Linked DNA regions of Homo sapiens: region 2 is linked to region 1. Evidence: read pairs that join two places in POLR2A ChIA-PET (ENCODE). Cell type or tissue: HepG2. All regions are shown on one strand.

What was found. ChIA-PET counts read pairs that join two places held together with the same protein. Peaks named below come from ENCODE experiments on the same cell type or tissue, not always from the same donor. Only the 100,000 strongest peaks of a DNase experiment are listed, where the experiment ranks them.
Region 2: POLR2A ChIA-PET joins it to region 1 with 6 read pairs; 5 of 35 experiments call an interaction of 5 or more read pairs at or near these places.

The regions. Positions count from the first base shown.
Region 1 is chr13:27,394,506-27,398,505 of GRCh38, forward strand. No RefSeq gene overlaps it. Among named protein-coding and RNA genes, the nearest start is that of GTF3A, 28 kb to the right of the region's middle. In HepG2, no CTCF peak of the experiment used is centred here; a DNase peak (open chromatin) is centred at 1,966; H3K4me3 peaks cover 449 bases.
Region 2 is chr13:26,989,732-26,993,731 of GRCh38, forward strand. No RefSeq gene overlaps it. Among named protein-coding and RNA genes, the nearest start is that of USP12-AS1, 130 kb to the right of the region's middle. In HepG2, no CTCF peak of the experiment used is centred here; DNase peaks (open chromatin) are centred at 1,460, 1,930 and 2,290; H3K4me3 peaks cover 1,534 bases.

The DNA.
Region 1 (4,000 bases):
ACTCCAGCCTGGATGACAGTGAGAAAAAGAAATACTGATTTGTTAATTCACTTAAAATAACAGTAGTAAATCCTTTACTTGTCAACGTACATATTCTTATAAAAAATAATTATAGTTTTCAAAACAAAACATTAAGTGGAAAGAGTAGCATTGCTTTTCATTTTTGCAAATCTCTTTAATGTCTTGCTTTGTAGTTTGCAAATCCCTTTAACAGCTGGTTCTCACGTCTGTTTCCATCTCTTGTAATAGGCTGTTGAGTTGCAGGATATTAAGAACACCCAGCATCACTAGATATGCTGTTGGGAAAGGGAGAAGCCTGGGGACCTCTGAAAGTGTCTTGGGTCCCCCCAGGGATCCTTGGACCACACTTTGAGAATGGCTGATCTAGGGGATTTCCTCAGGTTTGGTTTGATCTTTCCTCTAGGTTGCAGTAGATATGCAAAGCTGGACTTTTTTATTGGAGTCTTTGGGCAACGTGGTCTTTTTAGAAAATTTGGGGAATAGTCAACTGAAAATAGGATAATGAGGGAAGACAGCGTCTCCAGAAGGCTTTTTTTGGGATGAGGCGGTGAAGTCTGTTTTTTTCTTATAAACAAGACTCTGAAGACAAGGTCTGCATGTACTCAGGAGGCTCCAGCATTTGGCGGGACCGAACAATGCTTCGAAACTAGCCCGGCCGCAGAGGACGCCCAGGTGATCCAGTCCTGGGAAAACGGGGCGTTTTAAGCAGCTGTGTAAAAGTAGCGTCTACCATGGCTTTCCTTTTAACGAGATTAGTCTTGCTTTTCCCCTCCTCTTTATTTCACTGTCTGGGGGCCACCTCTTGGCTCTCATGGTAATGTGATTAGCTGGCCTGTGGCCCACACCGAGACCACTGTCACAAAGATCTCTGCTTACTTGAGTGCACCTCTCTCCTGAATGCAACATCTTGTGTTTATAGTCACAGGGGGTATTGTTAACTCTGGGATTCAAATAGAATGGGATATTTACGACAGCCTCCTACCTCCCCCACCACCATAAAAGTTGATTCAGGGAGACATTTAGGGAAGAAATAGACAGAAGACAGATGTGTTGCCTTCCCCAGATGCTGAGGAGCCTCAATTGTTCTGCTTATGTAATGACTTTTTATGGCTGCTTGCAAATGCCTCTTTTGACTTTTAAAAAGGTGCCAAAGTCAAATATAGGTAGTTACTGAGAACGTTTTAGTAATCTCACCGGACACTCCAGCTGGCTCAAAACTCTTCATCAGAGGATATATAATAAGCATACATCCCTTTCCCACTTCATGGATATAACTGTGGTTTCCTCTTGTTTGTATTTAAGACTGCATGTGTAGCTACAAAAAAGCAATAGTGTCTTGGACAATGAACATTTTCCCATAAATCCTTAATGGTTCAATAATTGTTTTAAAGGCAATTTATATAATTACAGCAAGAAGAAAATGAAGTTAATGGAGATTGCGGACCTCCACTTCTTTTCTTTTAATGCAAATCAATACATCCAGTTATCTCTGAAGGACAAATTTGATTTCAGTGATTTTGATAATTTAGGTTAAATTGAATAGGAAAATGTCCAGGACAGTGAGAGTTTTCCTGTCCACAATGCTGTATTTTCATCAGCTTTTGGCCTCTCACTTTAGAGACGTTCTGCTTAAACACTCTCACGCTAGATGTGATCCCAGCACACGGGTCAGCATTGTGCACCTCAGCCTTGACTTGGGAGGGATGTGTAGGAGGGTACTGGGTGCTCCACAGACCTGCGTCCACTGTTACTTCTCTCCTTCAGAGCCTGCAGCTGAGAAGCAAATCCGCAACTGATAGACAAATGGCAAGACAGGGCAGAGTGCTGGAGTACATGCTTCCCAAGAACAGAACTCACTCTTCGCCTATGAGCCTAGTGCAAATGTCTTCTCACCTTTGAACAGTAATGGTAAATGTTTAACAACTAGCTCTTTGGGGAGAAAAAGAATAAGGCCTGCTTTGTTGTGTTTGCCATTCCTGTGGTGTAAACACTCTCCTGTGGCTGATTCCAAGCCACCACGGTGACGTTGCTGAACCTGGGGTTGGGAAGAGAGGTGGGCACTGGCTTCAGCATGCCTCTGCATGCACTTCCGCTTTTTTCTGCTTAAATTATTGGTTAGATGCCCATACGCTCATCCTTTCAGGGAGACTGTAAGCATGGTGAAGGCAAAGGGAGTGTGCTATAGTCCCTGCATCATTCACAGTGCCAGGCACAGTGCCCCACAATACAAAGTCCTCCATAAATTGTCACTCAATTGCATCACTACACTACTTGTATTGTTGCAATTGTTGGTATTGTTAGTTAATACTTATTGACTAAAATTTATTCTTGTTTTTTCTTTTTTTTGAGACAGAGCTTCGCTCTTTCACCCAGGCTGGAGTGCAGTGGTGCCATCTTGGCTCACTGCAAGCCCTGCCTCCTGGGTTCACACCATTCTCCTGCCTCAGCCTCCCAAGTAGCTGGGACTACAGGCGCCCGCCACCACGCCTGGCTAATTTTTTGTATTTTTGATAGAGATGGGGTTTCATCGTGTTAGCCAGGATGGTCTCAATCTTCCAACCTCATGATCCGCCCGCCTCGGCCTCCCAAAGTGCTGGGATTACAGGCATGAGCCACCGTGCCCGGCCTTTTTTTTTTTTTTTTTTTTTTGAGGCAAGAATCTTACTCTATTGCCCAGACTGGAGTGCAGAGTGCAATCTCTGCTCACTGCAACCTCTGCCGCCTGGGTTCAAGCAATTCTCATGCCTCAGCCACCTGAGTAGCTGGGATTATACGTACACGCCATCATGACAGGCTCATTTTTTGTATTTTTAATAGAGACGGAGTTTCGCCATGTTGGCCAGGCTGTTGTTGAATTCCTGACCTCAAGTGATCTGCCAGCCTTGACCTACCAAAGTTTTGGGATTACAGGCTTGAGCCACTGCACCCGGGCTAACATTTATTCTTATAAGAGCTTCACTTGCATTATTTCATTTGGTGATGACAAACATAAGCATGTATTAGAGAGAATATGTTGGTTGAAAGAACTGAAGAGTTGCTATCAGAGTTGTCCTCATTCGATGTCTGGAAACCAGGAAAGAATGTTTATTTATATTCTCACCTCGTCTCCTCTTGCTCTTCCCTGCTTCCCAGAGCACTTTCTTCCTCCCTGTTCTCTTTTCTCTTCCCACCCATTGCTTGTCTTCTCTCTTTTTAATTTTTGTGTATATATAAATATTTGCAAATAATTCTCAATCATTAGAGTGAAAACATTTTTCTTTATTCCACTTACAATGATCAACGTCATCCTCTTGCAAAAACAAATCTTTTGTGTGTTTCCCTTATCAAGTAGTTAGGGGAATCCAAATATCTTCTCAAATCAAATCTTATAACCCTCCTGGCCTTGAAGCCCCAGAACGCCAGACAAAGGATGAGCCAGAAAGGGCGATGACAGGACCACGTTTCTTTCAGGCCTTTGCCAACCTGCGAAGGTTCTCTGGACAGTGCTCTGAAGGGGATTCGAAGGTTCAGTGACCCAGGAGCCCAGAGACTTGAGGTATCATTTCAGCTGAACTACGGAATTACTTAACTTTGGGGAAATCATTTCCCCCATATTCATTCAACATTGGAAAAACTTCCATGTTCTAATTTATGTATCAATCACTTGGGAATAACAACACGTTTTCTTATAGGTCTTTTTTCTTTTGTCAGTTTCAAATATATGAGTTTGTGCTTTAAAAGCATGAGGTACGGCATATGCCCATGTACACAGAATGTGAGAGCCTCGGATATTGTACACACATTGAAATGAAGTATTATTCTTTGCACTTTAGACAAGAAAGTCTAAAGTATATGGCTGATACAGACATATAGGTATTTTACCATACTGATCCAAACTTGTAAAATACTTCTCATTAGCATCGAGAGTATTTATTGAATATCCAGTTTTCATTTTTGTTGTGTGCTGGGCCCAGCAGTAAAGGCGACGTTTTGTCTTTGA
Region 2 (4,000 bases), 400 kb before region 1:
GTGCTACTGGCATCAAGTGGGCCGAGGCCAGGGAAGCTGCTGAACATCCCACAGAACTCAGGACAGCCCCGCAAACAAACAATCCAGCTCCAAGGGTCAACAGTGCGAGACTGAGAGCTCTGGCCTGGAGCACCTCATCAATAACACTCCGCTCCCAGAATTGAGTCTCCAGCCTTGACAGGTGAGGCTCCTTCCACGCCCACGCTGTGAAGGGTCTGCAAACCAGGAGGACCCTGCTTTTTGCTGGGGCAGACTGTCCCCTTCCCTCTCCCTGTGCATCCCACCTTGTCTTGGAAATGAGCTTGCAATGGAAAGACTCGCTCTGTGGCAGGCTGCTGGGATCTCTAAGGCACTGGATTTACATTCATTATCAACCACTGTAACAAGGAAAGCATGGATTCTATTTGGGCAATAAGCCAGCTCAGAGGCTTCTGCACAACCCCAGAGACCCCGCCGTTATTGCTGGGAACACACATGGCAGGAGTGTCATGGCAGGGACCAGGAGAACACGGCACCGGTCCCCCACCCCAGCTGTGAGCCACCGCAGCTTCCTGCAGCCACTCCTCTCTCACCAGCCCCATGGCCACTTCTCCTCTGGAACGAATGTCAGCCCCACCTGGCTCCTCTTCTCTTGTCTTCTGCTCACCTCACCTGACCTCATCCATCCCCACATCGCTTCAATTCTCAATAACTGGAAAATTCGCATCTCCAGTCCAGACCTATCTGTTAAGCCCCTACACCCCGCAGACATCTTCATGGGAATGTGAGGACCACCTCAGCCTCCACGCTCCCGATGAACTCACAGTGGCTCTGTGCCCGGGCTCCTGCTCTGCTGCTCCCAATTGTCCAAGCTGGAAAACCCTAAGCATCCTCCTTGTCTCCTCCAGCCCCTGCCTCTGCCAGCAGCTGACCGCCACCAATCCTCCGCACTGGCCTCCCTGTGTCCCTGTCCCTGTCCCCTCCCACCACACCCTCACACGCCCGTCACTCCACCTTCTGTGCAGGGCCATGGGCAGCACTCCTGGCCACCCTCACCACATGCCATCACATTTTCCTGCTCACATTTTCCATGACTCCAATGTTCTGTTTTGTTGTTTTGTTTTTTTTTTTTTAAGACGGAGTCTCTCTCTGCCACCCAGGCTGGAGTGCAGTGGCGCAATCTCGGCTCACTGCAAGCTCCGCCTCCCGGGTTCACGCCATTCTCCTGTCTCAGCCTCCCGAGTAGCCGGGACTACAGGGGCCCGCCACCATACCCGGCTAATTTTTTTTGTGTTTTTAGTAGAGACGGGGTTTCACCGTGTTAGCCAGGATGGTCTCGATCTCCTGACCTCGTGATCCACCCACCTCAGCCTCCCAAAGTGCTGAGATTACAGGCGTGAGTCACCGCGCCCGGCCAACTCCAAAGTTCTTATTTGTTTGTTTACCTTTTGGATCCTGTTTGTATTTCTGTCAGTGACTTTGGGGATGATGTAGATAAATAAATGCATCAGAGAGCACTTGTCCATTCATAATGGCCCCTGGTCTTCACCACCTGTGAGACAGTAAGACAGTTGGTAGTGGCACCATTTCACAGGTGTGGAAACTGAGGCCAGCAGGTGGAAGAACCAGACTATTGGTGCTTCAGTAACTGGGCAGAGCTCGGGGGAGAACCCAGCTACCTGGCTGGTCCCATCCTGGGGTCTCCTGGCACCCTGTCCCACTATGGTGTACCCAGCCCTTTCTGGAGAAATGTCACCTTGGAGCACAAGTTTACAATCTGTTGGGTCCAAGAGAGGAGGAGGTCACTCTGTTTTCTCCTGTAATGCAGGCAGGGCCAGAATGGAACTGGCACAAAAGTGAATGGAAAAGGTCTGGAAACACGCCAGCCCCAGCAGCCTCCTCCCCACTCCCAGCTCCTCCACAACACTGGAGGGTTTATTTGTTCAATTACTCTCCCCAACTTTGAACCTTGTTGCTATTCTAGTTTGCACATTCCTCCAAAGTCATTCCCCTTTTTGCTAGATGACAAAGTTACAGTGAGAGGAAAGAAACCAGGGTCAGTGGTTTTGTCAAACCAGCCTAGCTCAGCCCAGGCCATCGTCCACTGAGTTACGTAAACAAGACCTCAAGCAGACGAACGAGGGTCTCCTTCCCTTCTCCCCTACCCCAGCCCCTCTCCAGACTCCCATCCCCCAACCTCTGTCCAGTTGACCAAGATCCCTCTGGATAGCAAGGACCTAGCTCCGGAAAAGTGCTCTGAACGCAGCCACGCTGTTGAGTCAGGACACCCGGCTGGGCTCTGGTCACGGCTTTGTTCATTGTGCAAGTCAAGGACAGGGCACAGGATGAGTCCCCTCCTCCTCTGGTCATGGAATCTTCACTTGTACTCTGCAAGGATGGACTGATGTTTCAAGGACCAGGAGGCACGAGTGATCCTATGAAATGGGTACCCTGCCCGTAAGAGCCTGATGACACACGGGACCCCAGTTACCTCTACACTGTGGCTCTCCCTAGGCAAGATGGGGAGCAGAGCACAGGCTAGCAGTGCCGTCCCTGGACCCTGCGTCCTTGGATGGGGCAGCAGGAACAAATGCCAGTCCTATTTCCAGTTCTCTGAGAAATCTCCATACTGTTTTCCATTAATATGGGGCCTCCGTTATTGCTCTTTCTCTGTTATATTACAATGGTTCCACAATATCTTTAAGTCCTTGTGTTTTAAGAACAGCCCAGGGTTTATCTCAGAATGCCAAAGGGGGTGCGGTGGTAACCCACACCTGCCCAGGAAAGGGTAAGTCCCTGGGTGGTGCTAGTTCATCCACTGAGGCCAGAGAGACAGGAGAGGGCCAGGCACAGCTACCTGCTTTACCCAGCATGAGGTTTCTCTCTCCTGACGGCCTCTGCTTTTGGGTCAATGGCCCAGGTAAAAAGACAGGTGGAGGTATTAACTTCGCTCTGCTCCAACCAGCCTCAGCATACTCTTTGAAAGCAACAACCAGGCCAGGTGCAGTGGAGCACCCCAAAGTGCTCATCCCAGCACTTTGGGAGGCTGAGGCGAGCGGATCACCTGAGGTCAGGAGTTTAAGACCAGCCTGACCAACATGGTGAAACCCCATCTCTACTAAAAATACAAAAATTAGCTGGGCATGGTGGCACTTGCCCGTAGTCCCAGCTACTCGGGAGGCTGGGGCAGAAGAATCACTTGAACCTGGAAGGCAGTGGTTGCAGTGAGCCAAGATCGCGCCACTGCACTCCAGCCTGGGAAAAAAAAAGAGAGAGAGAGAGAAAGCAACAACCAGTCAGAAAAGTTTTCTGTCTATATTTAGACACATAACTGGCTGTCTTTAAAAAAATAAAATAGGCAAGGCAGGCTTCCTTTGGCAGAGCAAACATGTCCACAATCCCACAGACCATCCTTCAGTTGTGGAAAAACCTCCCGAGGCCAGGGCTGCCTAATGCAGCTCTTGCTAGGAGCCCTCCCAGCCACAGAGCCCTGTTGGTGATCCCAAAATGCAGGGAGGGACTGGGGGTGCAAACAACTCACATGGAGACTTCTCTGTTCCAAAGCAGCACCTACATGCTTGGGCAAGTGCCTGGGATAAGTCATTGGTCCCTTGGCAGGGACATTTTTTCCTCAGCAGACAGGGGTTCTGATGACCAGGTAGGTGGGAGCAGGTGCAGGTGTGTGATTGGGGCAGGGCAGGGCAGGGACCAGGAAGGTAGGAGATCAAAATCCACCCCAGGGCTTTCCAGCCAAGACTGCCTTTAAGCTAATGGTTTTCAAAATGAGATATTGATTTTGAATCCTACTTCTTTCAAAAACCTGCATCAGCAAGCCCTGTGCCAGTGCTTGTGATTTAATAACCCAGAGTGAGAGTCTCCGCTTGGGGCTGAAGGGGCAGGGCTGATTGTTAATGTTCTGAGCATGCCAGGGGATGAAGGCCTCTGTCGGAGAAGCTCAGGTAACCATTTCCCTAGTGGTCCTCCCGCACCTGCACCCCCTGGCTAAAGCTGTCCCTGCAGG